2 separate regions of the Homo sapiens genome follow, and region 2 is linked to region 1. Evidence: chromatin loops called from intact Hi-C (ENCODE). Cell type or tissue: IMR-90. All regions are shown on one strand. Links, peaks and the distances in the headings refer to the core of each region. The heading gives the core; the rest is flanking DNA.

Evidence for each region. A loop is a pair of places that touch in the nucleus more often than their neighbours do. Peaks named below come from ENCODE experiments on the same cell type or tissue, not always from the same donor. Only the 100,000 strongest peaks of a DNase experiment are listed, where the experiment ranks them.
Region 2: it touches region 1 in a loop (4-fold over the local background); 7 of 110 quality-filtered maps call a loop at or near these places.

Annotation. Positions count from the first base shown.
Region 1 is chr4:118,962,004-118,977,590 of GRCh38, reverse strand. All of the region lies in intron 1 of SYNPO2 (synaptopodin 2), which reads right to left. SYNPO2-AS1 (SYNPO2 antisense RNA 1) reads left to right here. Exons shown (of 3, transcript XR_939120.3): 3 at 15,395-15,587. Among named protein-coding and RNA genes, the nearest start is that of SYNPO2-AS1, 15 kb to the left of the region's middle. RefSeq lists an enhancer at 9,475-9,524. In IMR-90, for the core only: a CTCF peak has its summit at 8,103 (motif pointing right); DNase peaks (open chromatin) are centred at 8,070, 9,450 and 9,890; H3K27ac peaks cover 1,815 bases.
Region 2 is chr4:118,666,270-118,681,856 of GRCh38, reverse strand. METTL14-DT (METTL14 divergent transcript) reads left to right here. Exons shown (of 7, transcript NR_125930.1): 3 at 1,274-1,368; 4 at 3,719-3,813; 5 at 4,513-4,567; 6 at 8,264-8,358. LOC124900768 (a long non-coding RNA gene) reads right to left here. Exons shown (of 3, transcript XR_007058248.1): 3 at 2,052-2,127. Among named protein-coding and RNA genes, the nearest start is that of METTL14-DT, 11 kb to the left of the region's middle. In IMR-90, for the core only: a CTCF peak has its summit at 5,541 (motif pointing left); no DNase peak of the experiment used is centred there.

The DNA.
Region 1 (15,587 bases), core at 4,323-12,322:
GCAGTCCTCAGAGCCCTCGCTTGCTCTCGGCACCTCCCCTGCCTGGGCTCCCACTTTGGTGGCATTTGAGGAGCCCTTCAGTCCCCTGCACTGTGGGAGCCCCTTTCTGGGCTGTCCAAGGCCGGAGCCCACTCCCTCAGCTTGCAGGGAGGTGTGGAGGGAGAGGCGTGAGCGGGAACCGGGGCTGCGTGCCGCGCTTGCGGGCCAGCTGGAGTTCCGGGTGGGCGTGGGGTTGGCAGGCCCCGCACTCGGAGCAGCTGGCCAGCCCTGCGGCCTCGGGCAATGGGGGACTTAGCACCCAGGCCAGTGGCTGCAGAGGGTGTACTGAGTCCCCCAGCAGTGCTGGCCCACCGGCGCTGCGCTCGATTTCTCCCCGGGCCTTAGCTGCCTTCCCACGGGGCAGGCCTTGGGACCTGCAGCCCGCCATGCCTGAGCCTCCCACCCCCTCCATGGGCTCCTGTGCGGCCCGAGCCTCCCTGACGAGCACCACCCCCTGCTCCACGGCGCCCAGTCCCATCGACCACCCAAGGGCTGAGGAATGCGAGCGCACGGCGCCGGACTGGCAGGCAGCTCCAGCTGCAGCCCCGGTGCGGGATCCTCTAGGTGAAGCCAGCTGGGTTCCTGAGTCTGGTGGGGACGTGGAGAGTCTTTATTATCTAGCTCAGGGATTGTAAATACACCAATCAGCACCCTGTGTTTAGCTCAAGGTTTGTGAGTGCACCAATCGACACTCTGTATCTAGCTGCTCTGGTGAGGACGTGGAGAACCTTTATGTCTAGCTCAAGTATTGTAAATACACCAATCGGCATTCTGTATCTAGCTCAAGGTTTGTAAACACACCAGTCAGCACCCTGTGTTTAGCTCAAGGTTTGTGAATGCACCAATCGACACTCTGTATCTAGCTGCTCTGGTGGGGCCTTGGAGAACCTGTGTGTGGAAACTCTGTATCTAACTAATCTGATGGGGACGTGGAGAACCTTTGTATCTAGCTCAGGGATTGTAAATGCACCAATCAGCGCCCTGACAAAACAGGCCACTCGGCTCTACCAATCAGCAGGTTGTGGGTGGGGCCAGATAAGAGAATAAAAGCAGGCTGCCCTAGCCAGCATTGGCAACCCGCTAGGGTCCCCTTCCACAGTGTGGAAGCTTTGTTCTTTTGCACTTTGCAATAAATCTTGCTACTGCTCACTCTTTGGGTCCACGCTGCTTTTATGAGCTGTAACACTCACCGCGAAGATCTGCAGCTTCACTCTTGAGACCACGAGCCCAGCGGGAGGAATGAATAACTCCAGACGCGCTGCCTTAAGAGCTGTAACACTCACTGCAAAGGTCTGCAGCTTCACTCCTGAGCCAGCGAGACCACGAACCCACCAGAAGGAAAAAACTCCGAACACATCTGAACATCAGAAGGGACAGACTCCAGACGTGCCAACTTAAGAGCTGTAACACTCACCGCGAGAGTCCGCGGCTTCATTCTTGAAGTCAGTGAGACCAAGAACCCACCAATTCTGGACACAAAGTCACTAGAGTCAATCCAGTTATTGGGCAAGAAAGATTTCAAAAGCTCTGGTAGGGGACAGGGAGTCTATTAATAAATGGCAGTCTCCATAGCCGGCACTTTTATATTTTTGCAACAAATCTGTAAAATATTTATTTTTCTCCTGACTTTGAGGAAAGTAAGGCTCACAAAAGTTATGGGACTTGTGTCTGATCATACAGCTAGTGGCAGGAGAATGAAATTCAAGTTCAAAGGCATTTACTATGGTAGATTCCCTCTCAGGCTGTGGAGCACATATTCTTAGCCCTGTGTTTTTTGGGGTATGAGACTGGGTCACTTAATGCTGGTTGGCTCTGATCCAGAGTCCAAGTTTTGATGATTAGGCTTCTGCCTTGTGCTAGGGAACTAATCCTGTAACTATATCCCTGTGTGTCTTACTCTTTGTGACTTAATTGTGCCCTTAATAAATTGTGTGGTAACCCAGCTCTTCTATGACAGGAATTTCCCCTTGCACCTCCTCCTCCTTCCTGGGGGTGAAAGTCCTGCTCTTGAATTTCGCCTGATTGCTTGGACTCTGCTACCACTTGTTAGTAGATATCCCAAGTCCTGTCTGTGTGTATCCTTAAGTTCCTCATAATGGTTGTATTGGATCCTTCATCTCTGTTTGTCATTCATATGCCAGCCTATTCCCACTCTTAAAGCTTGGCTTTTTCTGAAAGGAACTTCTTGCCCAGACAACCCCAAATTTTCTGTTGCCATAGGTGCCCAAACTCTATTCTACTTGTTGATTAGTCTTCCTTCTAGCAGTAGTACTACATAGATTTTGGGATCTGTCACCCAAATTATTTGTTACTCTGTGTGCTGGTCTTTGTCTAGCTCCTTTAGCCCAATGACTGAGCGATATGTGGCCCATAAGATAAGTATGACAGAACAGTGGTGGGAAAGAGTCTGGTGTACTCCTGGAGGTGCAGAGGGTGGCCTCACGTGGGTGCAAGGTGTGTGTGACAGGTTATTGAAAGTAAGGTTGGATTACTGGGGTAGAACCATATTGAAAAGAGTTTTGAATGCCAGAATGTAACACTTGGCTCTCATCCAGTAGTGATGAGAAATTATTATTGGTTTGTAAGCACTCTAGGGAGATTAGTCAGTGTGTAGGATGGACTAGACAGGAGATGACTGAAGATAGAGAAACAAGGAAACCATTAAAGTTCTGCAAAAACAACGTGATGAGAGCCTGGATTAGAGTTATCTGTAATAACCCCAGGAAGGAGGTAAGAGACAACATTTGAAGCAAACTGCACCTTAGTGAGAGATAGGGTATGTAGAGAAGCAGAAGTCAAGGATGAATCTAAAGTCCTAATAATGGTGATGCTGTTGGTAGAAGAAAGAAACATAGGGAAAGAATCAAAATCTGGGGAAAGAAACCCTAAAATCCCAGCTCTCTTTTCAAAATTTTCAGTATTAACATTGATTGTATGTGAGAACATTGCTAGCAAGTATCCAAGCAAAGGGATGTGTTAAAATCAATCAAATTGTTGAATTAAGACTAGAAGACAAATGAAAAATCAAGGCTGAACATATCAATTAGGGATAGATGTGGGAGAAGTCATAGGTGTGGACAAGTGAACTGTGAGGGAAGTCAAACCTAATCTGGCAAGAAATCCAGTTTTCCACAATATTCTGGGTCTAGGCCTCTGCTGGGCCAGTGGCCAAGGATGGGCAAGAGAGTCAAGGATGGACTGTATATTCACAAACAAGAAAGCCTGTTATATAACTTGGCTCTAAAAAGAGCCACCACTACAACTAGGTATGGAATCTCTAAGGCCTGAGATACAATACCTGTGTGAGATTTTCTATCTCATCCCACTGAGAAATGCTACAGATGCCACTTGCTACGGCTGATTCCCTTTGAGCACTAAAATTTACTCTCCCACTAAAGGTGTTGTAGAAATGCCTCTTTTCTTAGCTCAAACATAATTATTGTCCAGGTTTAATATTTAGCTATGTTTAACTCTCATTCTCAACTCTCTTTTCAAAAATTAAAATCATATGACCAAGATAAGCAGGTTGATGATTTAAGTCAGCGTCCTCAGCTGTATAATGGGAACAATAATACCTGACTCCTGCTTTTGTGAAGAAAGAAGAATCTTAAAACAGGTCAATGAAGAATTTACTTGTGTTAAACTATGTTCTGAGTGATGTTAGATTGCTTATTTCAGTGGGGTTTGTTTAGGTTTTATGTCCAGTGGCTACTGATTGGTGTAGCCTATATAGCTTTTATGTAACTTCAGGACCAAACTAGGCTTCTTTTAGTTCTGATACTAATTAATATCCAAAATTGTGGTTAGGAAAATGAAAGGAAAGAAGAAAAAAATGTGGCTATTTATGGTGGGTTCTTTTGTGGGGAGGGAATTTTTTGGCTATGAACTGGCATTTGCCCAACAGTATTCCGAGTTCAGTAAATAACTCAACACGCATGGGTTAAATTTCCAATAAAAACATGAAGCTTAAAAAGTAAGTGGAAAGTACTTGGCAAGATACATATTTACATTTGGTGAAGGGAAATTTTTATGGTGGTTAGCCAAACCTGACATGCACAGGGATTAATTCATCCTCACTCATCACAGAAACGAAAACTGCCAGTATCATATCATACGTGCTATGCTGTGGCTTTCTCTTAAAAATCAGCACCACCGTGAAAGGAAGCTGACCTCTGTGTGCACACACTTAGTGCAAGTGTGTGCCTTACTAGAATCATTATACGTATATATGTATAATAAAACTACTTTTTAAAATGCTGAGAAAGTCTTATATTTGAGGTACTATAATTTTAATAATAGTATAATAGAATCCTTGAATTAATAATTCTATAATTGATGGAATTCATATAATAATTAACAGAATTCACATAATAATATAGAATTACTAATTCTATAATTCTGACTTACTCAAAAATTCAAACGTTTTTCACTCTACAGATGCTCCTCAACTTACAATGGGACTATGTCCCACAAAACCCATCATAAATCAAAAAATACCATAAGTCAAAAATGCATTTAATGCATGTATAAGCCCATTGTAAAGTTGAAACATCATAAGTTGAGTTATAATAAGTGGGGACCATTGGTGTGAAAAAGTGGTGTGAATGGGGAGAAAAAGCAGGTGAGCAAGCGGGGATAGCCAGCTTACAAAATATGTATTTCTGATCCTGTAATATCTAATTTGTTTCCAATTTTCAAATGAAAGACACTGAAATTATTAAGCACTCACTATGTGATGAAAAGTAAACTGAACTTTGAGGAGATTTTTGTAGCTTGCCCAAGGTCACAGAACTAGATTTAAACTTAGAGATGTATAACTTAAAATTGTAGGCAGTGGGCAAAACAGTTTCACCCTTGCTGACTCTGTAAACCTGACAACAATCCTAAGAGGACAATGCTAGAAGTGATGGAGAAAAAACAAAGCTAGCACCTAAGAGACAAATTTGCTCGTTTCCCTTCTGAGTTAGTTTAGACAAACTGCCCTTACAGTTTGAAGGGCTTGGAGGAAAAGAAAAAAATACATAAAAAGTGTTTTATTTTCCTATTTGGGGAAATGTAAGGGAATCAGATTCTGCTTGAAATCTCAGAATTCCCTTTTCTTTTTTTTTGAGACAGGGTCTCCCTTTGTCAGCCAGGCTGGAATGCAGTGGCATAATCACAGTTCACTGCAGCTTCCACCTCCTGGACTGAAGCCATCCTTCCACCTCAGCTTCCTAAGTAGCTGGGACTACAGGCACGCACCACTACACCCGGCTATTTTTTCTTTCTTTTTTTGTAGAGACAGGGTCTCCCCATGCTGCCCAGGTTGGTCTCAAACTCCTGGGCTCAAGTGATCCTCCCACCTCTGTCTCCCAAAGTGTACAGGCATGCATGAGCCTCTGCACTCGGCCTCAGAATTGTTTTTATAAGTATAGTTAAATATTATTCTGTCTCCTCTCTTTCTTTTATGTTCTGAGGAAGTTCTCGTCAGAAGTTAGGATAACTCCTACATAGAATTTCTGTGGAGATTAAATAGAGTTCTACATGTAAGCCTACGAAGCTGTTCAAGACCACTGTAGAGTACTATGACGCTCACTGGGACCACACTATGAGGTCTATCCCTGTAGAATTATGTGATGTTGAAGAAACCATTATTTTCCTTCTTACACTTTCTCAAAAGAGGGAATGTCCACCCCTCTCATGGATGGGAGAACATAACACTTCTGGATCTCTCCTGTCACTTCTCGGCATGGGAAGAGTAGCTAATTTGATTAAAGAGAGACTGAGTCATTGAGCCATTATTTTTCAGAGACCATGGTTACTGCATTGAAAAGGAAAAGCTGGCCAGGTCTTTCTCTTACTGCCTCAGACCACTGTGTTCACAGATGATGCGCTCACTTGTGCTTCAGGACCCAGAAAGTAGGCAAACCCTGCCCTAGCAGGCCCAGCTAGCTTTTGTTCTCCAGGCCAGCTTTGCTGTCTATGAATGAATAAGTCAGGTTGCCCTTTCACTGGAGACCCATTGGCTTTAATGTAATAAACATTAATTCCTAAAAGATATGGAAGCGCCATTCTAGCCTCAGGTCTAAGTCACATTGTCCAGTGCATCTTCATTGTGAGTAAAACTGATCATTTCAAGTTAAAGCCTAAAAGGATGGTGGGATGTAGGAGAGCTACTCTAAGCCTTCAACATTTGGGACCTTTGAGATAGTTGCCCAGTCCTCTGCTGTCTTGAAAACACTGGCATAACATAACCATCCATGGATTCTGGCTCCTTGTTCTTAAGAGTCATGGGTTCGCTTTGTTTTCAGTTTAAAAGACACATAATAATTATCTGCTTATTGTTTAGAGTAATTTACTAAACATTAGCCAAAACAGCTAACTTAAGACACTGAGCAAATCTCAGAAATCAAATATAACATATATTCATCTTCATGTCAAAGAATAACATATTGCATTTTAACACGGAGGGAGAGAAGGAGCGAAGGTGCTCACGGGACCTTTCACTAGCACCAGAATGTGCTCAGTCCCAAAGTGACCCCAGCTTTTTGCCACCCCAGAGAGTGTTGGTCTAACAACAAGCCTGTCTAAGGAGACAAAGTATCATTGGGGGTCAAAACAAATGAAAAGATTCTGTGTCCTCTGGAACTCATGTTGACATTTCTCTGAGAAAAACTAAAGTGATCTTTTTGATTGATTACTTTATTCATTCATTTATTGACAAGGAGTTATAAAGCACCCACCGTGTTCTAGTCCTCTTCTAAGGACTTCTTCTCTGCATGTGCAAATGCTTCTGAGATGAAGGGAACCTTTAGAAAGCCTATGTGGTCATAGGCCAAATCCACCCACCTTGGTTCTAGAGTGTTTGTAGCTTTCTCTATTTTGGCAGTAATTGGATATAGCAAGACCAGTTTTCTACTACAGTCCCTTTATAATAATGAAATGAGGTTATCTGCTATGGGAAGTATATTTATCTTTCTATCATATACAGACAAATTTGTAAATAATATGTGGGGTGGTTAAGGTAAAAGCATTCATGCATCTTATCCAAGGGAGGTATCAAGTTATTACAGGGTATATAGTAAAAAAATTGGAGGGATACAAACTTATTGTTTTATTTAGTGAATATTAAAGAGTACTAAGGGACAGAGTTATTCACTAGTGACTGTGTCATAGATCTTGATCAGAAACAATCAAACTTCTGGGGCTCTTGATTGGCACATATGATAGCAAGACCTTTGGAAATTTCTCAATAAAACATTTATTTATCTATATTTTGTTCTGAATAAAATGTGAGCACCTTAGGGTAGAAGTGTAGTTTATTCATCTACATGCTTATGTCTGGTACATGGTAGGCATTTGACAGATAATTGTTAAGAGAATGAAATCTGTTGATAATTTATAATTCAGGAATAAAACAGCTTTCAGATAAAGCTTTTGCTAGGTGGAAAGTGAGTACAAATTACAAGTACATTTCCAAGAAGGCTCATATATGTCGATTATTAATTTTTGCTATCATTATTAAACAGAAGTCCTAGACAATGAACAGAAATTTTACCTAATGCTGTTAATTAATAATAGAAAAATATAATTGAAACAATGAAAGTGCTCAATATTTTCCTTATGCTAATCATCTAATAGTTAAATGCAAACAATAGAACATTCCCATAATGAAATTCTATTACACTTCAGTCTACTTTTTAAAGAGGCCAGGTTCTCATCTCAAATCATTTTTGTTGGCATTTCTACTAATTTTTCATGTTTTAAACAATAACTGATATTTTACCAAAAAAAAAAAAAACCTTGTAATCAACTTCCAAAATAACAGCTATTTTCATATATTAGTGACCTTATAGAAAGAACGCCCAGAACTTAATAAAACCCCAGAAGACTTTAGAAAGTCCTGGTTCACAGGAACACAGTGCTTCTTTGGTTTCAGGCCATTGGCTACCTCATTGTTGGGATTTTCCAAGTCAGATAGTATTACACTTGGAATATGCCAGTGAACATTAATAATCATGACCATAAATGAAAAGTTGGCCTTCTCCAATGGGATATAAAAGACTGGCGCTCCACACCTCCTCAGAGCAGCAGAGGGCAGTGAAAGCACTGGTAATGGATAATATAAACCCAGTATTACCATCGGGAGAGAAACGTACTTTTTTACAAATACATTTTCCATTTTAAACGAACACCATGCATGTAAGAGTTTGGAAATATATTTTTAGTCTCTAATGCAGTTTTGGAGCCATATACAACTTTTACAAAGTGCAATGTAATTTCTATGTAGCATTTCTGGGACTTAGAGTTCAATTTAATATATCAGAAAAATGTTTTAGGGAGTAACACTACCTTGTAAACTTGGTCCAAAACTTAGCTGTACAGTGTAGGATATCATAAAACAGTGGTAACCCACCAGAGACAGAGTGTTGTGTTTATGTGAGTATACAATTTAGGAGCTGCAAGGGCCCCTTGAGGTTAACTAATGATTCGTGTCCCTCCTTTTAACTGACCTGGAAAGACTCCTGGACTTGCTCAACTACATAGAGGCTAAGACAGTGGTCTCCTCACTCCTCTCGTTCTGTGGATTTTCTCGTTCTGTTTTGTTTTCGTTTTTGTTTTGCCACGCTATATTTCATAATACTTAGCAGTTAGATTTATAATCTCTGACGTTTTAGTCAGGGTTCAAAGGCCAAGGAATTTCCACCTGGAAAATGCAGGAGGGCTCAAAAATCAGTCTGAGCTTGCTTCTGCAAAAATTTGTTTTTAACTTTGAAAAGAGAGGCCTCCACAAGGGAGTTATGCCATTCATTTGAAATTTTAAAAATTGCTCTACCCATTGCAAGTCAGTATATACTTAAAGTTCTTTAAAAAGAAAAAAGACCCATCACTCCTCCACCAGGGACTCCCAGAAGACACTGCTCTTTTAACCTCTGCAAACCCACACAAATCCAGTCCCCTTTCCTTCTTAGATTGCCCCATCACTGTATCATGGTCAGAAATTTTACTAAATGGCAAGGCAAATGCCTATGGGTGCTTTCTTAGCTGTGACCTTTCGAAGTCTGGGCTCTAATTTAGAAAATCTGTCACTCACTTTTCCTACTGAGTTGGGAGAGTGGACTGGAGCTCAGGAGTGGCTGAGAAAATGGTTAAATGGTTAATGGTGAAACAGTAACCTCTGGGAGAAAAGACATCTCTGTGGAGCCAGGACATTGCTGTAACAGTTACATTCAAACATTTCGTCTCCAGACTTTGTTGATTTGCCTGGAGCCCATGAGGTCTGATTGGCATTAGCAAGTGCAAGGGCCTCCAGTGACATTCTCCTGACCCTGCAGCAACTTCCTTCTTTCAAGAACACACACTAAGCCTCAGGCCAGGACCTCTTGCTTTCATTTTCACTAACTGGCTTCTCAGCCTGCTCTCTTTGTTCTACATCTTGTGGTTTTTCAGCAAGTCAAGGGCCAGGCTGAAATCCCAGAGCAAATTCTTCCAAGGCCAAACAAGGAAATGCTCAGCAAGTCTTTGGAAACCAATAACCAAGAGCACTAAGCTATGTTATTTGAAAGTTAATACATTGAATGTCACATATTTTTTCACCATAGTTAGACATTTTATAGAATAGCTGTATGTCTTCATTATATGACATTCTCTAATAAAGTTTAAAGTTGCATGGATAGGTCCATGTTTTAAGTTGACTTTTTTTTTTTTTTTTGGTATAAAGATTTTTCAAATCAAGAAGAATTAAAAAGCCAAATCAAGGAAAACACCTTCTGGAGAGAATCTGGTGTTACAAACTTTAGTTAAATGCTGTATATCTTATGATTTCTTAAGGAGATGACTCATACCAAAGGGAATCATCCAAGACATGCCAAAAGCATAGGGGAAAACATGGAACCTTTTTGTCCAGAAACTATCAGGGATTGTGCTATACCCGTTTCCCCAAGTGAGGCAAATGGTTCTCTGGAAATTACCATGAATGGGGCTTCCCCACTGCACTTTTAGTTGAGTTGGCCAAAGAAGCTGCAGAGCATCAGGCCAAGGACCAAGAGGAGCTGTGGTTTTTGTGTGATGAAATGTGCTACCATCCAGCAAGGATTAGGCTCTGAGCACAACCTGCTAGTTTGGAAACCTGAAGCCAGGATTTTCAGAACGCTGGCTCTTAAGCATAACCCAAACAACAAAGAGAAGTTGTTTGTTGGAAAACTCAGTCTCAGGGAATGTCAGAGCTAAAAGGTCAATTGTAGAGTTATCAGGTGGCTCGACGAAAATCATATTTACGTGGTTCCTCCGCAGACTTTTATTTCCTATAGGGAGACAGAGGTAGAGGAAAGAAAGAAGAGGGTGGGAGAGAAAAAAGAAAATGGGCAGTATAGAGTGGGAGCTAAAATGGGCTTGAAATTAACTCAGTAGCTGAGTTCAACCACTGAAACCTTTGTTTTCTGAAATATTAGAAGGGAATAATAGTACACTCCTGTGTTATAAGGTTGTTATAAGAATTCATAGAATTAATCTTTGTAAACTATTTAGTGCCTGTCTGGAACATATCCATTATGCTCAATAATGGTTAACTATTATTACTGTCATTTTAAGTAACTGGATAAAGAGGAAAAAGATGTACTTACTGTGAGGTACAGTTCCTTAAAAACTACCATGTTATTAACTAATCATTCAGAGCTTTGTAAGGAAGGACCTGCTGACCTGCTCTTCAAGTACATGAGTAGATTCAGATACTTTAAAAACTTCATCAATCTGTTCAACCTACATTAGTAAAATCTATACAATCTGGGACAAACTAGGCCACCATTTGTTCAGGTAATACCCAATACAGGAGGAACTAGGGGAGGGGGGTCTTTCACTTGCCAAGCCCTGTAAAACAGTAGCTTTGGGTTATATCATCCCAGAAGTATGTGTGTGTATATATATGTTATATATATGATACATAGCTATATAATTTAAATTTTTATAAATGCTTCATATGAACTAGCAGCAGCCCTGGGGTCCAATCCTAAATCCCACAGCAATTTAGGATCTTGACCAAACCTTCTGCCATACCCTAGCTTTCCTTCTTCAGGCAAGATTATATAGAAGAAGTCCTCCCTTGGGGTTTACAAGGGTAAGTGGGGGAGCTGTGCTCCAGGGTTTCTGGGAAAGACAAACCAACTCAAACAAGCCTATTCTATCTATCGTCTCTACCCAGAAGCTAAAATGGGGAGGCAGACTGCCTTTTCTTTCTCCCTAGAGAGCTCATACCTCAATTCTGCTTTAAAGGTATTGCTTGAGCATTGAGGTATAGGAGCCAGAGGGAGCGATGATGAATGCCTTCTCAAATAAACCACTTTTTCTATTTCCCGTTTCTTTCTATCCACTCAAATGAATGGTTGAGAATTTTGCTGCCAACTTTTGCCCGTGAGTCCCTCCGATCCACCTAGATTAATCCTGGTTGTCCTATCAGACTTAGCTTTCCATAATCCACAATAGTCTCCCATCCCAGAATGAGGTATGGGCTTATTTATTTATTTAGACAGGGTCTCACCGTGTCACCCAGGCTGGAGTGCAGTGGTGCAATTATGGCTCACAGCAACTTCAACCTCCTGGGCTCAAGCAATCCTCCCACCTCAGTCTCCATCCAGCTAATTTTTTTTAAAAAAAATCTTGTAGTGACAGGGCCTCATATTTTGCCCAGTCGGGTCTTGAACTCCTGGGCTCAAGTGATCCTCCCGTCTCAGCCTCCCAAAGTGCTGAGATTACAGATGTGAGCCACCATACCCAGCCCCCTCTACTTTTTGATATCATCTTGTACGTACTTCCCAGAATGTAAATCCATGAGGACAGGACCTGTGCCATCTTGTACACGGTTTTATTTCCAGCACCGATAATAGTGCCTGATACATAGCAGACATCCAGTAAATATTGTCAAATGACTGAATAAATGAATCATAGTGCAAGTAAAGAAGGAGAAAAAACAATACTGTGTAACCATAATTGCCTTCTATGGAGGCTAGACAGTAGATCCTGGAACATAAAAGTCTCCTTGCCCAAGCACCAAGATGGATTTAGGTATGAAAAAAGTGGGCCTGGATTTGAATTTGGGGGATGCATGAAAAGAACAGAATTACTCTGTACAACAGACAGCAAGAGCATCCTGGAGCTGGAGCTTGAAGGAGGGTAGAATGCAGTGCAGGAGGGATGATGTGAGGAGTAGAACCGGGAGATGGATGAGAAGATTGGCAGGCATATGGCTGCTGTGTGGGGTAAAGCAGACAGTGAGAAGGCCCTGGTTGGGGTGGGGGGGTGCTGGCAAATGGACTCATAACAGGAATGTGCCCTCTGTCATTTGAAGTTTATTGCTGTGCTCTCCCATGACCCAAAAACTCTCAGTTCAAGTTTTTGCAATATATTATCAGCTTGGTTTTTATGATTGCTTTGTGTGTGGTGTAGGGGAGGGAGAATAGATGAGAAAGAGTTGTTTCCCAAGCTTGAGTTTATGCCAAGACAGAGATAAAGGAACAGCTACAAGATGCACAGTACATTAGAAAGCAGGAAGTCAGGGCAGAGCTGACTGTGAATGCAACAGAAATCTTGGGAGCAGCCTTTGGGCTTCGAAAGGACATGAAATGGAAGCTTTGTGCTGATTCCAGTCAGATCTCAACGAGCCAGGAGGTCCCAGCTAACACCTGGGACACACTATGTATTCCACATAAAGGTTAATTTTCTTGTCTTTTTTTCAGTCCTTTGGACTGAGTTTCTTGATAGCAGGGGTTTTCTTGTTTGTAAGAACATCTACATCTCCAGCACAATGTCTAACAGACAGTAGTTACTATTTATTGAATAAATAAATGAATGGCTTTACCGTAAACTTTCTTCCTTGGAAACCACCTAAGATTAATGAGAAAAAAAATCAAATCAAAGAGTGGGAGGGAAGAAGAGAGAGAAAGATGGAGATACAGGTGGAAGTAGAGAGGCAGAGTGAGAGGGAGAGAGAAATAGTATGTCACCCTAATAAATAAAACCTGATGGTTTTCTCAGATAACATTTTTTCCATATCTCTCAGTTTTTAATTGTTTTTTTTTTTAATTTACTTTTGAGACAGGCTCTCACTCTGTCACCCAGGCTGGAGTGCAGTGGTGCAATCTCAGCTCACTGCAGCCTCTACCTCCCAGGCTTAAGCAATCCTCCCACCTCAGCCTCCCAAGTAGCTGGGACCACAGGCACAAACTACCACACCTGGCTAGTGTGTGTGTGTGTGTGTGTGTGTGTGTGTGTGTGTGTGTGTGTTGTGTGTGTTTTGTAGAGACAGGGTTTTGCCTGTTGCCCAGGCTGGTCTCAAACTCCTAAGCTCAAGTAATCTGCCCGCCTCAACCTCCCAAAGTGCTGGGATTGCAGGCATGAGCCACCACACACAGCCACATCTCTTATTTTGAAAAATCTATTATTTATCTTTATCCCCCAAAACTTCCTTGGCACCTGCTCCATATGCTAGAATTAGGTTAAATGGAGTGAAAAGCCTGGTGGATAATCTTGACGGGTGGTCCCCCTCATGCAAAACCCATGTACGTCCTAATAGGATGCAATCCCATCTCAGTGAGAGCCATGCATCACCTGGCCAGTATTTGATTAGAAGGTTGATTGATTGATTGATTGCATTTCGAGGACAGACTGTATCCAGGACAGCTGTGGCCTCCATGCTACTATGAGTTTGCCTAGAGGCAATGGTTAAATATGAGTAACAAGTCTCCTAGGCCTTTATGCAAAAAGCTTAATGCAAGTTGTTTGGTCAGAGGATCTGAGATTGTACCTCTGTAATTAAAGTTTTATAGACTATGGAAATAAATCATAACAGCATGTACTAAAACTAATTTTTAAAAATCAGTTTATCCTCATTTCCCTGAGAATTTGATCAACTGGTAAAATAAACAAGTATAATAAAATCTGATTTTTTTAAAAAAATGTAAAGATGTGAGCTGGACACGGTGGCACACACCTGTAGACTCAGCTACTTGGAAGGCCAAGGAGTTCCAGGCCAGCCTGGGCAACATCACAAGACTCCAACTTCTAAAAAAAGTTAAAGATGCAAGACTTAAAAATAAGTTTTTCAGTCCAGTCTAAATACATAAAAAGTCTAAACATCATAAGCTTTCCTTATTATTTCAGATTTATTCAGCATTGAAGTAGCAATTAATTACTAATAATACAGATCAGTAAGTCAGGTAAAATTATTTCTTAGTCTGGTGGCCTGTATGAATGTGCTATTAAATTAACCCACCTTTGAAATTACAAATATGATAAAAGTTTATTTTTCCTAGATGAAAACACATTTCAGTGGGACAGAGACTACTGGTCTGTATACTCACTGTAATGATCTAATAAGATAGACACTTGCCTAGGGTGCCTTGTGGAAAGTATCTGACTTTGGGCACAAAAATTTACTCTCACCAAAGGTGTTATAGAAGTGCCTTTTTCTTGGAATTAAATGCAATACAAATTGAGTTCACTCTCAGATATGTTTAACTCTTATTCTCTATATTACTTTGAAAAATGACCTCTCCTTCCCTTCTGTCTTCATATTATGGGACAAAATATACCACCACCAGGCAAGCTCTGTGTGTGGCTGCAGTATAGTTCTTATATCATGGCTGCACCCACAATTCCACCTGGTCTTCAGCTTACTTGCCCTCAGATTCTGAACATTACAGACAGTTTGCATTCCCCAAGGCCAAGATTATGGCTAATGGGTGGTAAGGAGAAAAGCACTTGTCATTCTCCAAAAATATGAGCTGCCAACAAAATGTGGATAAGCTCAAGGAACCATTTCCAAACATGGAAGCAGGACTGGATCAGATTGGGGCAGATGGAAGCTTTTCCCAGTTCTTGATTTTGCCAATCTCCCTAGCTGATTTCTCAATCACTCAACACATGATGAAAGGGGACAAAAATGATCTCTATTTCCAACACTTTGGAGCTATTAAAAATAGTCAAAGTTCTCCTAATAAAAATGTTAGAAAAATTAGGGATTTTAGGACTATTCTAAAACCCTTTATAATTAGGAAAATGTCCTAGCAGGGTTAATGTTTTTAGAAAGTAAGAACTGAATACTTTAATTATTATTATATTATTCCATGTGCTCCCAACTTTGCCTTCTCTGTAGGTACCCGTTATCGCTAGGTTTATATTTTGCTTTGCAGGAACATTTTTAGCTATTCACTGATTAATGAAAGGCACATCTGCCTCTAGTAAAAAAGCATAGTATGTCAAAGATGCATTAACAAGACTTCCTTTATAAATTGGCTATTTTCTATCACCCTGGGGCTACAGAGACTTAGTTTCATCTTGTTTTCCTATTACTTTTCTAATCATTTTTCTCTATTTCCTTTGACAGCTCCTTTTCAAAAAGCAGTCCCTCAGTGAGCTCATCTGCTCTCAGGAATTCATCCATTGCTGCTGTGCGGATGCTTCAAAGTCTAACCACATGAACCATCAGTTACCAGCCATCTACTACCTGATGAAAGGGAGCAAAAGCGAACACAGGGTGATTGCTCTTATGTGTGTCTTCAGAACAATAAGTTCAAAGA
Region 2 (15,587 bases), core at 2,450-10,449, 290 kb after region 1:
ACTCCTCTGGCATTTCCTATTTCAGAAAATAGGGTCAATATCCACCCATTTTCCTAAACAAGAAGCATTCCACCTCTCCTTCAGCCTCCATATCTGCTCTGTGACTGTAGTTCTGCTTCTGGTTGCACCACTGACACATACCATTCTTCATTTCTATAACCACAACCTGTGGATGACATGTATTCTGATTCGTATCCTAATTGTCTTATCTTTTTCCAGTCTATCCAATTTTTCCTAGATATTTGTGGAAAATTGTAATTTTATCATTTTAAACTGTGCTCAAAATTTTTTTATATTTCCTCAATATCTAGGACAGCACTATCCAATAAAACTTTCTGTAATAATAGAAATGTCCTACTAACATTTATTTCTATACTAATCAATATGGTAGCCACCGGCCATATGTGTCTACAGAACACTTAAAATGTGGCTAGTGTATTATTATTTTAAAATAAAGATTACTGAATCTTTAATTGTAATTAATTAAATGTAATAAGTTGTATTTGGCTAGTAGCTACCATATTAGATAGCATATGTCTGGGTTCAAGGGGATAAATTCCTAAACCACTTAGCATTTTATACAATAATTTGCTACCTCACTAATAGAGTTTAAATGTATGTCCCCACCAAATCTCATGTTGAATTGTAATCCCCAATGTTGGAGGTAGGGCCTGGTGGTAGGTGTTTGGATCATGGGAGCAGATCCCTCATGAATGGCTTGGGCCATTCCCTTGGTAATAAGAACTCTCTATCTGAGTTCATTTGAGATCATGTGGTTTAAAAGTGTGTGGCACCTCCCCTTGCCCCACTCTCTGTCTCTCTTGCTCCTCCTCTGGCTATGTGACATGCCTGCTCACTCTTTGCCTTTGCCATGGTTGTACGCTTCCTGAGGCTTCCCCAGAAGCCAAGCAGATGCCAAAATCATGCTTCCTGTACAGCCTGAAGAACATAAGCCAGTTAAACCTCTTCTCTTTATATATTATTCCTTATAACAATGCAAGAATGGCCTAAAACACTCAGCCTGCTCTATTCTCCTTTATCTACCCAATCTTATAAGCACATTAAGGTTTTGTCTTTTTTCCTAAACATGGCTTTTTTTCTTGTACTTGTTGTAAATTTATAATTGAGTAAGAGAAAATTCTCCTACAATGAAGAGATGGGCTCCAAAGTGACTTTTCTAAAAATACATTTTGTAAGCAGAAAGTTTTTATCAGGCATACACATAAGATAAAATGAGTGTCAGAATCCGGTGATAAGTTCTGTTTTCTTCCAGTGCCTTGTGAAGAATGGACACTCAGTAGATGCTTATTGATGAACCTGTTGGTTGAGGATAACTCGCTAACTTTTCTGAGCTTTGTTGGAAAAACTGTGAGTACCTATGTTGGGTAGAAATTGGAAGACAGCCCCTAGCATTTTACATCATCCTTGGAGCTTTATTTATAGTCATTAAATGCAGAAGACTCCCCAGTTCATGAATTTATTGTGCTCAACAGGACAACTGCTGAGGTCTAGTGCATGTGTGGCACAAGAAAATGTTTATCAAGCCTCATATGTCAAATTAACGAACTACATAAGAAACAGAAATGAAGATTGTTTTCTCATCACTTGTCAATACATTTTTAAAGGATACTGCGATTACATAGAAATAATTTTATTTTATTTATTTATTTATTTTGAGACGGAGTTTCGCTGTTGTCGCCCAGGCTGGAGTGCAATGGCACGATATCGGCTCACTGCAACCTCCGCCTCCCAGGTTCAAGCAATTCTCCTGCCTCAGCCTCCCAAGTAGCTGGAATTACAGGCACCAGCCACCACGCCTGGCTAATTTTTATATTTTTAGTAGAGATGGGGTTTCACCACGTTGGCTAGGCTGGTCTCAAACTCCTGACCTCAGGTGATCTGCCCGCCTCAGCCTCCCAAAGTGCTGGGATTATAGGTGTGAGCCACCGCACCCAGCCATGTAAAAATAATTTTAAAGGCTTGATTTTCTGGAACGTAAAGTAAGAAGAGGTATATTTCACAGCCTGTATATCAATGTCAAATGGAAATGTGGAGAATTGAATTGGATTGAATTATTTTGGGAATTTGCACCAAACATCCCTGTTGGTTTCTTCAAAATGACAAAAACTGTAAGGAAAGTGAGAAATGACAAGGTAAATAGAATAAGATAATACAAAAATGTTACAAGTAATGTCAATACATTTAACTGCATACATGAGAAAATATTTAAAGGTTGATTAGTGTAACATGAGTTTGCTCTATTAATTGAGAAAGTTCAGTTCTGTAGTAGAGCACAGAATGAGGTGGATTAATCCCATAGGATGTGCTAAGCACAGATAATGAGTAAGCGAGTAGCTTGTGAGACATAGGTAGAATTCATAATATACTAAATATAGACTGATATATGTACTATATTATTATATTTACCATATTACTGTATTATTGTATTTATTATATTTACTATATTAAATATATTTACTATATTACTATATTATTTATAGATGGAAAGGGATGGAAAGAACCAGCCACTTATACCAGCCACTTATGGTCCTACTCTGGGCCCACATGTGCTCTACCTAAGAAATCCTTATAGTACCCATAGCTTTTTGCAGGCTGATTGACAAGTTATGGCTGTGGCCAGGCGTACTTGTCACTGTCTCTCTTTAATAGAGCAAGTGTGTATCATTGGCCCCAAGCACCTTCTGTCTGTTGACCTGGCTCAAACTTCAATCTGACCATCAGTGAAGAAGGCTGATGCCGCAGATGGAGAGAGACACAGGATGTATGAATGTAGCATAACTCAGGATTCACCTCGTGTGGTCCTTCCCACTTGAACCCTATCCTAAGTGTGAAAGTTACCCCATCGCTTTCCTCTTGCTTCAGATTATGTGCTTTAAAGTGATTTAATAAACTATGCGATTCAAACATCTTAATTTGATCTTTGAGCCTGTTTTGTGACTTCCGGGATAGCTTGCCTTGTAGTGTACTTGTAGGTCACCATTGCATCAAGGTAATTTCTCATGACAACTACAAAAAACTTAGAAAATAAGAACATAGCATTGTATAGCATAAAGGAAAGCAATCTGAAGAGGAGAAAGACAGGTAGTCACAAATTGTGTCATTAATAGACTGAAAGACCAAAAAAGTAAAGGACAAACCAAAAGACAGTGTGGAGAAGATTTTTTTCTAAATTGATTTATAGAAAAAGGAATGAGACAAGAAAGAAAGACATGGTTTGGGCAATGTATAAATGTCATTGATCCCAATTCTACTTTATTTCTGAGACCAAAATAACAGTTTCAGAGGTGACTACCACAAGGTCCAACAAGTGGACTCATCCCTGAATTTCTTCCTCCTCCTCCTTCTTTCTTCTTCCTCCTCCTCCTCTTCTTTCTTTCCTTCTTTCCTTTCCTCTTTCTCTCTCTTTCTTTTTCTTTCTTTCTTCCTTTCTTTCTCTCTCTCTTTCTCTCTATTTCTTTCTTTCTGTGTCTCTCTCTTTCTTTTTCTTTTTTTCTTTCCTTTTCTTTCTTCTTTTTTTTTTTCCTCAAAAAGAATCTCTTGCTCTGCTGCCCAGGCTGGAGTACAGTGGTGTGATCACAGCTCACTATAATCTCAAACTCCTGGGCTCAAGTAATCCTCTCACTTCAGCCTCCCAAGTAGCTAGGACAACAGGTGCACATCACCACACCCAGCTAATTTTTTATTTTATTTTTTCTAGAGACAGGGGTCTCACTATGTGATGCAGGATGATCTCAAACTCCCTGGCCTCAAGCGATCCTCCTGCCTTGGTCTCCTAAAGTGCTGGGATTACAGGTATGAGCCACTGCACCTGGCCTATCCTGAATTTTTTTAATTCATGCTACATAGCATTACAAGTTTGTAAAAAAAAAAAAAAGTTTACGACATTTTTAAAGACAGAAAAGTAATAGGCTTTAAAAATACCTATAACTAGGAAGGAAATGCATATAAAATACTACTTTCAATAAAAGTTTTATTATTTATATAAAATTACTGAAACATTCCCTGTAAATTTATTCCTATCTAAAAAAATATTAATAATGCACCTATCTTAAATATTTGTGGGATAAAAAATTTAGTAAAATGAAATATACCTTTAAAATGAAAGTAGGCCAGGCATGGTGGCTTACACCTGTAATCCCAGTACTTTGGGAGGCCGAGGCAGGTGGATCACCTGAGGTCAGGAGTTCGAGACCAGCCTGGCCAACATGGCAAAACCCCATCTCTACTAAAAATACAAAAGTTAGCTGGGGATGGTGGCGTGTACCTGTTATCCCAGCTACTCGGGAGACTGAGGCAGGAGAATTGCTTGAACCCAGGAGGTGGAGGTTGCAGTGAGCTGAAATTGTGCCACTGCACTCATTCCAGCCTGGCCAAAAGAGCAAAACTCCGTCTCAAAAAAAAAAAAAAAAAAAAAAAAAAAAAAAAGAAAAGAAAAAAAGGTAATTTATTTGTAATTTGTAATTTATCTCTTTTGTAATTTATTTTCTTTAGCAGGTCACTGTATCTCTATGCATTACAGAAAATGGCTAGTTAAAAACTTGTCAAGGTAAGTGAAATAGCTGTATGTATAAGTTGCTTGTAGGGATCTCTCTAATAAGTTACCATACTTACATAAGAAATGAAATTGTTTATCAGGCAAATACTTCTTGGCATTAACTTTGTGGTGTTTAAAGAATATGAAATTCTGTGATGTAGCTTATTCAAACTGTCTGAATACTTTAACACTGTGTTTTTAGTTTGTTTGTTTTTACAACTTAATTCTTTCCCTGAAGTTGAGTATTTTCTCCCTAAGTTAAGTTTGAAATGGTAAAAACAATCAGAAAAAGGAAGTGCATTCTATGATGAATCAAAAATAGAGCTTGCATTCAAAGACACTGAAAATATAATATCATTAAGTCCTACTTATTTTTATTAATGATATGTTTGGGATTTTAAATATTTATATCATTTTATAACCCAGAACAATAAAAGATCTGGTCTAAAAATTTACAAACTACTGTTTGTAAATGGTAAACTTTGTGCCATTAAAAATATGTTATTATAAATTAGAAAATTACTAAAATTTTTTTTTACTTTATACTAGATGACCATAAAAATGGATTTAGTTGTATACATTCTTTAGAAGTATGTCACATTATTATAGCCAATACAAATACCATAATTTTTACCTCAAAGAATTAAGTTTTGAGTGAATATGAAAGAGAATCTTTGTACATATGCTCAGGAGAAAGATAATAAAACTAATTATGGCAAACACACTAAATCTGTTTCAGATTATGAATGAGTGCATCCAAAAGTAATCACTGGAATTGCTGTTCATTGTGGGCTTCCCAGCATTCTCCTCTGGGCATTTATATCAAATAACTTATGAGTGATGCAGAATTAGTATTCACCGGTCAGACATTGATTATTTAGAATTCCCTCTGATTTGAATTACATCTACTGTTTTTTTCTCCCATCCATTTATGGGTCAAATGTACAATAAGCCAAAACATGTTGATTCTGGTGAAATTTAGCAGAGAAAAACAGCTTCACCTAGTGGCCACAGAAACTCGAAAAGCTTTACTGAAAAGAAATAAATTGGATATCTTCTCATCCTGGATATGAACTGGATTCCAACTTAACCTTCCAACTGTTTTGCTGTTTCTCTGAAGTCTGAACCTTGTGTATGGCAATACTTATCTCAAGCAAAAATATAGTTTCACATTGGTAGTACTGTATTCAGGAAAACTGGAAATTGTACTATGAAGGAGCACTTCTACCACATCCGTATCTAAGTCTACATTCACAGCTGCTGGAAACAGATATTGTATTCATACTATGGTGGGAAACACATAATGTATGTATGTATACACATGTGTGCACACATATATATGCTAGCGTATAATCTGGAAAAATTTTGCTAAGATATATAGGAAGAGAACCTTTTTATTCAGAATATTGAACAAGTAGGACTCATAGTGTAAAATTAAGAAAAATTATTTTTCTTCTACTGCCCTTTCTATGGATTTGGTTCTTCCTCTTCCCCTGAATGTAAACTTAAGCAGTCTTCTATGCATTTTGTGTTCATTCCTAAATATTAGAAATAGTTATTTGATTATTTAGCCTTTAGTCTCAGTTTAATAACCAAAATATGAGGTTAAAATTTAATTCTGGCTACAGAATTAAGGCTTCTCTCTCCTGCCGCACTTCCAGGCCAGTTGCAGGCATGATACCAGCAGTCTGGGAGGTAGAGACAAGAGGACACATCTCTGCTGCTCCCTTCTTTCCCCATGGTTATGCGCCAACTTTGGTTTCACCAGGCCTACAGTGCTTCCCAGGTTTGGAGTGTGGGGAAGGAGAAGATTTAATGGAAGCAGCTTAAGGGAAATGCTCAAACTAAACTGATACTTTCTTCATGATCTAGCATTGAAACTTTCTGGACTTGACAGATATTTAAAATTAACTCTTTTTCTCATTAACATTTTCATGGGTTCTTCCAAGATCCACATTACCCAACCTGTGGGTTCCCATGACAAGGATTAAGGCATCTCTGTTTCTTCTGGACCTTTATTTACCTGGATTCTTTCTCTAGGGACTGTTTACCCTTATGGGCCATCCTTTTGAGCATAACCTAACAAGATTCATGCTGGCTTTAAGTGAGTGGTCCACATTTGGTTCATGGGAAAACCACATAGTTTGTCCCCAGCAAACCTGGAAGTAATATTTATTTTACTGCTGGAATTAAGGAAAACCAAAAATCCTATTACAAAATGGCTCCTCTAAACATTCACATTACCCCTTTTTGTCTCTACCCCCTGAGGAACTAACCAACTCTAGCTCTTTGGATTTTCCAAATGAGAGGTCAACACATCGATGTCTCCAAGACCTTAAGTTCTTCTAGTGGTCTCTTTAAGCTTCCTCCCTTGAATTATGGTGAAAAGGGACTGCCTGCTACCCCCTCCTCTTGAGGAGAGGGGTGGTATCACAGCCTAACAATAATTTCCAAAAATTTTCTCCTCCAGCTCTAATGCTTAACCAGTTTAGACTTTCAAAGTGGATAATGTAATTTAAAGCCTTACAGCTAGTTATGCTCTACTTCTTCTATAAGTCCTGCAACCAGGTGGTCTCAATCCTCACTTGCGAATACTGCATTTACTCACCTTGTGCCCTAGCCAAAACTTCCACAACAAATTCTGTGGTGCATTTAAGTGAAAGATGTTATTTGATTGATAGAGAGATAGATAGATAGATACAGATATAGATATAGATATGTATTAGAACCATGTCAAATGGTTAACTTTTTTAAAAAGGTAAATTTTTTATATTGAGATAATTATAGATTCTCATACACTCGTAAGAAATAACACAGAAAGATCCCATGTAGCCTTTATCCAGTTTCCCCAGTGATAATATCTTGCAAAACTATAGTCCAATATCACAACCAAGATACTGGCATTGATAGATCACTTCCATCACCACAAACATCCCTCATGTTGCCCTTTTATAGCCACACTCATTTCCCTCCTGCTGCCACCCTCTCCTTTACCCATAACCACTTATCTGTTCTCTATTTTTGTAATTTTATCATTTCAAGAATACTGTAGAAATGGAATAATACAGTATGTATTTTAGGGCTTATCTTTTCTACACTCGGCATGATTCTCTGGAGATTCATCCAGGTTGTTGCATGTATCAATAGTTCATTCCTTTTTTACTGCTGAACAGTATTCCATTGTATGTATGTACCATAGTTTAACTATTTGCTCAATGAAAGACATATATTAATAGTTTCCAGTTTTTGCTGTTATGAATAAAGCTACTATAAACATTCATGTACAGGTTTTTGTATTAATGCAAGTCTTCATTTCTTTGGAAGAGATGACTGAAGTTCAATTACTGGGTTACGTGGTAGTTGCATATTTCTTTTTTAAAGAAACTGCCAAACTGTTTTTCAGAGCATCTGTATCATTTTATATTCTCACCAGCAACGTATCAATGACCTAGTTTCTCTACATCCTTTCTAGCCTTAATTGTCTTTGTTTTTTTATTTTACTTTGTTTGTTTGTTTTGAGACAGGGTCTTTCTCTGTTGCCCAGGCTGGAATTCAGTAGTGTAATCAAGGCTCACTGAAGCCTGACCTCCCGGCTGAAGTGAACTGCCCACCTCAGTGCTGGAAGTAGGGTGGGGCGTCAGCCACCAGTAGCAGGACTGTAGGCATCTGCCACCATGCCTGGCTGATTTCTCTTTTTTCTTTTTGCAGAGATGGGGTTTTACTATGTTGGAGAAGCTGGTCTCAAACTCCTGGGCTCAAGTCATCCTCCCGCCTCAGCCTCCCAAAGTGCTGAGATTACAGACGTGTGCCTGGCCTATTTTACTCGTTTTAATAGATGTAAGTTTGTTTCAATTTAGGATTTTTAAGACAGAGAGCACACTTTCAATGATTAGGAGAGACAAAGATGGAAATAAAGATTTTATTACTTACAGGTTGAGGGCTCATGACACTCCTGGTGGCCATATACGCAGAGGTCAGGGAGAGAAAGGGACCTGTGGGCCAGCACCCTTATTGGGTCCAGAGAGCTATCCAAACAAGTTTCCAGCAGGGAATTTAATTGGTGGATTTAAAGCAAGCAGGCATGAGTTCCAGGGGGCCACACTGACTGAGGTATGTATGTATGTACCATAGTTTAACTATTTGCTCAATGAAAGACATATATTAATAGTTTCCAGTTTTTGCTGTTATGAATAAAGCTACTATAAACATTCATGTACAGGTTTTTGTATTAATGCAAGTCTTCATTTCTTTGGAAGAGATGACTGAAGTTCAATTACTGGGTTACATGGTAGTTGCATATTTCTTTTTTGCACACTGACAGAGAGGTAGTCACTATGGCATGTCTGAATAGTTCGTTCCGTGTGTGAGTATCAGCAGGGCCAGTCAAGCAGCCTGCATCTAGCCACCACCTAGTGAAGTAGTCACCAGAGAGCAGTTGTATAAGGCAGATATCTGGATCCACCACATTGAGGAACTGGGGGAAGGGAGCACCAAACCGAAAACTGTGTCCAAGGTGACGGAGTCCTGCCTCTGGTGTGAGAAAGCCCAGCTTATATTTAAAGTGGATGCCAAAGCAATATAAAATTATAGGAATTCATTACCAAACTGATAGCTTGTGGTTTTAATTTGCATTTCCCCAATGAATAATGATGTTGAGCATCATTTCATGTGTTTATTTGGCATCTGTGTTACTGTGTGCATGAAATATGTCTTCATGTCTTTTGTCCATGTTCTAATTGGATTTTCTCATACTGTTGAGTTTTGAAAATTTTTTATATATTCCATATACTAGTCCTTTGTTGGATATGTGGTTTTCAAGTATTTTCTCCCAGTCCGTAGCTTACCTTTTTGCCCTCTTAACAGAGTCTTTCACAAAATGTGTTTTTTTTTTCTTTTTTTTTGAAACAGAGTCTCAGTCTGTCACCCAAGCTGGAGTGCAGTGGTGTGATCTTGGCTCACTGCAACCTCCACTTCCCGGGTTCAAGTAATTCTCCTGCTTCAGCCTTCCGAGTAGCTGGGATTACAGGCTCCCACCACCACAACTGGCTAATTTTTGTATTTTTAGAAGAGACAGGGTTTCACCATGTTGGCCAGGCTGGTCTCAAACTCCTGACTTCAGGAGATCTGCCCACCTCAGCCTCCCAAAGTGCTGGGTTTACAGGGGGAGCCACCACGCCCAGCCTCACGGAATGAGTTTTAATTTTGATGAAGTTTAGGTTTTACTTTTTGAATCATGCATTTGGTATGACATAATAGTTAACATTTTATGTGTGGAAATATGTGCATTCTCTCATTCCCTCTCCTCCCATGTCCAATCCATTGGCAGGTCCTGTCAGCACCATCTCCAAGATATAACCTAAATGTGTGTACCTTTCTCCATTTTTATAGCTATCACCAAGCTTCAAACCACCATCATCTCTCACTCAGTTGGTCTCCCTTATGTCATGTGACCTCATAACTTAAAATCTCCCAAAGGTTTCCCATTCACACTTAAAATAAAATCCAAACTCTACCGCAGTCTACAAGAACCTGCCCCATCTGGACTCACCCTGGTGCACTAACTCCCACCTCCCTCCATCTCACTGTGATGCACTAAACTACAGCTACACTCCTTTCTGTTTGTTTATATTCTCACCCAACTCAAACAACCAGCTCCCTCTCACTTTGGGTCCTTGTATATGCAGGCCCCTCCCCAATGTCTGCAGGACTAGCTTCTCCTCATTCAGGATTCAGTTCAAATGTCAACCTCCCCAAGAAGCCTTCACTCATCACCATATGTAAAGTAGCTTATCTTTCTCATCACTTTGTATTATGACTCTTTTATTTTTATATAGCACTTTATTAGCTGAAGTTATTTATTTGTTTACTCTGCATACCCCTAGTCAAATGTATGCGCACCCATATTTTTCTAGCCACATTCATTAGACCAATGCAGCAGAGAAGAAAAGCCTCAATAATTATTATGACATGGCATGTTAGGATACCAAGTAAATTGCATTTGTAAAATGTGATTTTCTGTTGGTGTTCACTTCTGCTCTACTGACATTTGGTAAGTATTATTGACTGACTGACTAACTAATGTGGTCATTAGTCTTCATAAAGAAAGGCTCTCTACAAAAATGGAGCGATGCCCTTTTTCTGGCATTTAATACGTAAGAAATTGCCTCTGATGGAAACCAGAGTTGCCTGATTACTATCAGCACAGGAGAAATGTATTAATGTGCCTTTCTAGTAACAGGTTTTTAGAAAGTCAAATATAAACAAATCTGTCTGTTTGTGTGTGTGCATGTGGTGGTGGGGAGGGAAGAGAAAAGGAGGGGGAGAGACAGAGAAATAAGAACCAAGTTTATTATACTGTATTCAGGGGGAAAAAAATTTCCCAAGGTCCTAACAGAAGAGCAAAGTGCCACTGTCAATAGCCTCAGTAGTGTTAGGGTTGCTTTTATTTATTTATTTATTTATTTATTTATTTATTTACTTACTTATTTATTTTTCCTTTTTTTTTCTTTTTCTTTTTTTCTTTTTTTTTTCTTTCCTTTTTTTTTTTTTTTTTTTTTTTTTGGACAGAGTCTCACACTGTCGCCGGGGCTGGAGTGCATTGGCGCAATCTCGATTCACTGCAACCTCTGCCTCCCAAGTTCAAGTGATTCTCCTGCCTCAGCCGCCCAAGTAGCTGGGATTACAGGTGTCTGCCACCATGCCTAGCTAATTTTTTTGTATTTTTAGTAGAGATGAAGTTTCACTATGTTGGCCAGGCTGGTCTCAAACTCCTGACCTCGTGATCCACCCACCTTGGCCTCCCAAAGTGCTGGGATTACAGGCGTGAGCCACCGCCCCTGGCCAGGATTGCTTTTATAGCCAGTCTTCAGGTGCCCACTGTAGGAACAATGTCATTTAACCCTCGGGATTATTCTGTGCCAAATCTGGATAATGACTAATATTCAACACAGATATTCTCAGCTCAGAAGAGCAATTAGCAAATTCATAAATTAAGTGCTTGCTTCCTTTTTAGTCAAATACAAACGTTTGTTAAAAGATATTATTTTGCTTTACACTTTTTCTCTCAGAAATAAACAGATGCTTGAATTCCCACAGTGCTGCTTGAGCCTCACACCATGTCATCCTGCCAGGCATCCAGATCCAGTTCTAGAGTTTCACATGATCATGAGTGTTGGTTAATAAGTCAATGTGAACTGGGAGGGGAGATTTTTCAGGAGTGCCACAGGGCTCTCCCTTTAATCACATACACTCCCTGCTTTCATTGGAAAGTGTACAATGATGTCAGAGTGCCCCAGAATGGAGCTAGTTGGAAGACTGCCATCATAGGGATGCCTTAGTGAATTAATAAGGTTTTAATTTCTGGCTTTCAACTTTGTAGATGTAAAAGTTGATTTATCAATATGTGAGAAAGGATGAATCTTTCTGAAGGTTATGTCATCACACTCACTAAGCACACAGAGAATAATGTCTAGAATCTGAGTGCCATGTTATCAAATTATACTGAGACTCTTGCAGTCACATGGGCTGATATGTAAGCATTGTCATGCCTAGTACAGACTCTCCCTGCAGATGAAATTATATGGGATGCTAAATTATAATCAGAACAATGTTTGGTGAGCCAAAACTACAACAAGGGAAGCTAATTGGATGAATTTATAAAAATATGCCTCAGCCAAAATAGCTTAATTCAGTCTCCCTTATCATAAGGATAATCTTGCCTAAAGGGACAGTAGTATTAAAGACACTAGGAATAACCTCTGTACTTTGGACAGTAGACCTGCATAGCCCCTTAGGCCTCAATGAAGTCTTATGCAAGACCAGAAGCCAATTTGCCATTTTAAGGTGATTCTCCATGTTTCCGCTCTAACTGTGCTTCACAATACTCAAGACACTGAATCAGGATGTTTCCTGGAGTGCAGGGAGCTGTCCATGGTACTGAGCAGTTCTCAGCAACCAAAAGATCCTACTGACTCCTCATCAGACTTCTTTCTCACTGGAATTTTACACCTGGGCTGTTAACACCAGGCCAGGTCAAATTCAAAGGAGAGAAAAAAGCTCATTATGAAGGGTAAAATCCAAAACACTGTGCATAAAGATATGTGTGCACAATTTTTATACATAAAGATTTCATAAAGCCAAAGCATCAGGAAATGAAAAGAGATACAGAAAGAAAAATGATGGTAAATGAGACATTAATTTACCCTTCTAATCTCTATCACAGCAAAAAGATAATTAAAAAATCTATATGAGGACCACAAAATACACAAAAATTATGTAGCAAAGCCTATAGCCTGAAAAAGTAAACATTGAAATTTATATGTCCATAAAATGTTTACAAAATTGAGTACATATTACACACCCCACCCCAAAAACATCTAAGCAAAGTAGAGAATGTAGAAATGCTACAGATTATATTCTCTGATTATGACACAACAAAACTAGAAATTACAGCATGGAAATTTAAAAGCTTTCTCTTAAATAATTCTATGTCAAAAAGAAATCCAGGCCGGGTACAGTGGCTCATGCCTGTAATTCCAGTACTTTGGGAGGCCAAGGTGGGCAGGTCACTTGAGGTCAGGAGTTCAAGACCAGCCTCGTCAACATGGCGACACCCTGTCTCTACTAAAAATACAAAAATTAGCAGGGCCTGGTGGCGCATGCCTGTAATCCCAGCTACTTAGGAGGCTGAGGCTGGAGAATTCCTTGAACCCAGAAGGTGGAGGTTGCAGTGAGCTGAGATTGCACCACTGCACTCCAGCCTAGATGACACAGCAAGACTCTGTCAAAAAAAAAAAAAAAAAGAAATCCAAATAAAATTTCCAGAATATGTGGAAAATAGTGATAATAAAAATATTACACATGTGTAATCCCAGCATTTTGAGATGCCAAGGTGGCAGGATCACTTGAGGCCAGGAGTTCACAACCAGCCTGGACAACATAGGGAGACTCCATCTCCACACACGCCAAAAAAAAATTTTAAATAGCCAGGTATAGTGGTACTTCTTGTAATCCCATCTACTTGGGAGTCTAAGGTGGGAGAATCACCCAACCTCAGGAGTTCAGGGCTTCAGAAAGCCATGATCATATCACTGCACTCCAGCCTCAGCAACAGAGCAAGATCCTATCTCAAAAAAAAAAAAAAAAAAAAATCACATGTGGGAAATAGCTATAGCACAATAAAAATAAATGTATTAAGTATGAACAACAAAAAAGCTAGTAAAGGTTGAACAACAACTATCCTTAGGAAAGTGGAAATAATGTATTAATAAATATGAAAGAAGGCTAGGCATGGTGACTCACATCTGTAATCCCAGCACTTTGGGAGGCTGAGGCAGGCAGATCACCTGAGGTCAGGAGTTCCAGACCAGCCTGGCCAACATGGTGAAATCTTGTCTCTCCTACAAATACAAAAACTAGCCAGGCTTGGTTGCGCACTCCTGTAATTCCAGCTACTTGAGAGGCTGAGGCAGGAGAATCTCTTGAACCTGGGAGGCAGAGGTTGCAGTGAGCCGAGATCATGCCACTGCACTCCAACTGGGGCAACAGAGTGACACTCCATCTCAAAATAAATAAATAAGAAAGCAGAAACTAATAAATTAGAAAACAGAAACATAGAACTAATTCATAAATCAAAGCACTATGCCTTGAAAAGAGGGAGAAAAATTGTGAATTAAGGAAGGGAAGAGATGGTTGGAGAGGAGGTGGGAGAAGGCAGAGATAATTGAAGGAGCAAAAGCATCTGGAGAAGCAAAGCCACTGAAAGATGAACAGGGCTCTGAAAGAAATGCTTGATTGCTATCTTTTCAAATGACTGCAGTTCCCAGTGACATCATTTTTCTCCTCCCTGGAAGTCTGAGGGGCAGTTCACTTATCTCCTCCCCTCCCCTACTCCTCACCCCACACTCAAAACCTGTCTATGCTCCTTTCATTCTCATATGACAGATTTCAGATGGCATTCTTATTTCCCTGATTTCTTTTTGAGATAGCTTGCATTTCCCTCCTCTATATAAAGCCACCATTTATCAAATGCCTACATGGACCAAGCAGTCCACAAGGGCTTCACAGACAGTTTTACTAAACTCATGCCAAAACTTTCAGGTTTTATACCTACCTTATAGATAAAGAAGTTGAAGCTTATAGAGTTTAAGTAATGTTTCCAAAGCCTCGTGGCTAGTAATTCAAACCTAATTTCTGCCTACTCCAAAGTCTATTATTCCTCATGATACTATACTGCCTCTCCATGGATAAAGACAGAGATCACATATTAATAAAATTTGCACAAAGTCGGCAAATTGTTGAAAGGGAAGGCTAAGATGATTAATAAGATCAAGAGCCAAATGATCTCAACAACCTGAAATAACTGGCTGACAACCAATTTGAATAACTCCCTGCGGGTGAAGTTCAAAGTACTATTTGGGGTTTTTTTTAAAGTTTGGCTGGGTGCAGTGGCTCACGCCTGTAATCCAAGCACTTAGGGAAGCCAAGGTGGGCGGATCATGAAGTCAGGAGTTGAAGACCAGCCTGGTCAACATGGTGAAACCCCGTCTCTACTAAAAATAAAAAATTAGCCGGGCATGCTGGTGGATGCCTGTAGTCCCAGCTACTCGGGAGGCTAAGGCAGGATAATCGCTTGAACCCAGGAGGTGGAGGTTGCAGGGAGCCGAGATCGCAGCACCACTGCACTCTAGCCTGGGCGACAGAGCGAGATTCCGTCTCAAAAAATAAAATAAAATAAAATAAAAAATAAAAGTTTGATATATTCAGAATCAGGGAGGTCTGTTGGGTGCAGTTCATTTGAAAAATTCCTCAGCATTTTAGTGATCTGTATGGTCCCTCTATCTGTCAGGGTCCTAGCAGGAAATTGTTGCACTCTCAAAGGATTAAGCAGAAAGAGTTTAATGAAGGGTCTCTTTCCAGGGTTAAGGGAACTGCTAGGGTTTGGATATTTGACCACTCCAAACTCATGTTGAAATGTGATCCCCATTGTTGGAGGGGGGGCCTAATGGGAGGTGTTTTGGTCCTGAGTGTGGAC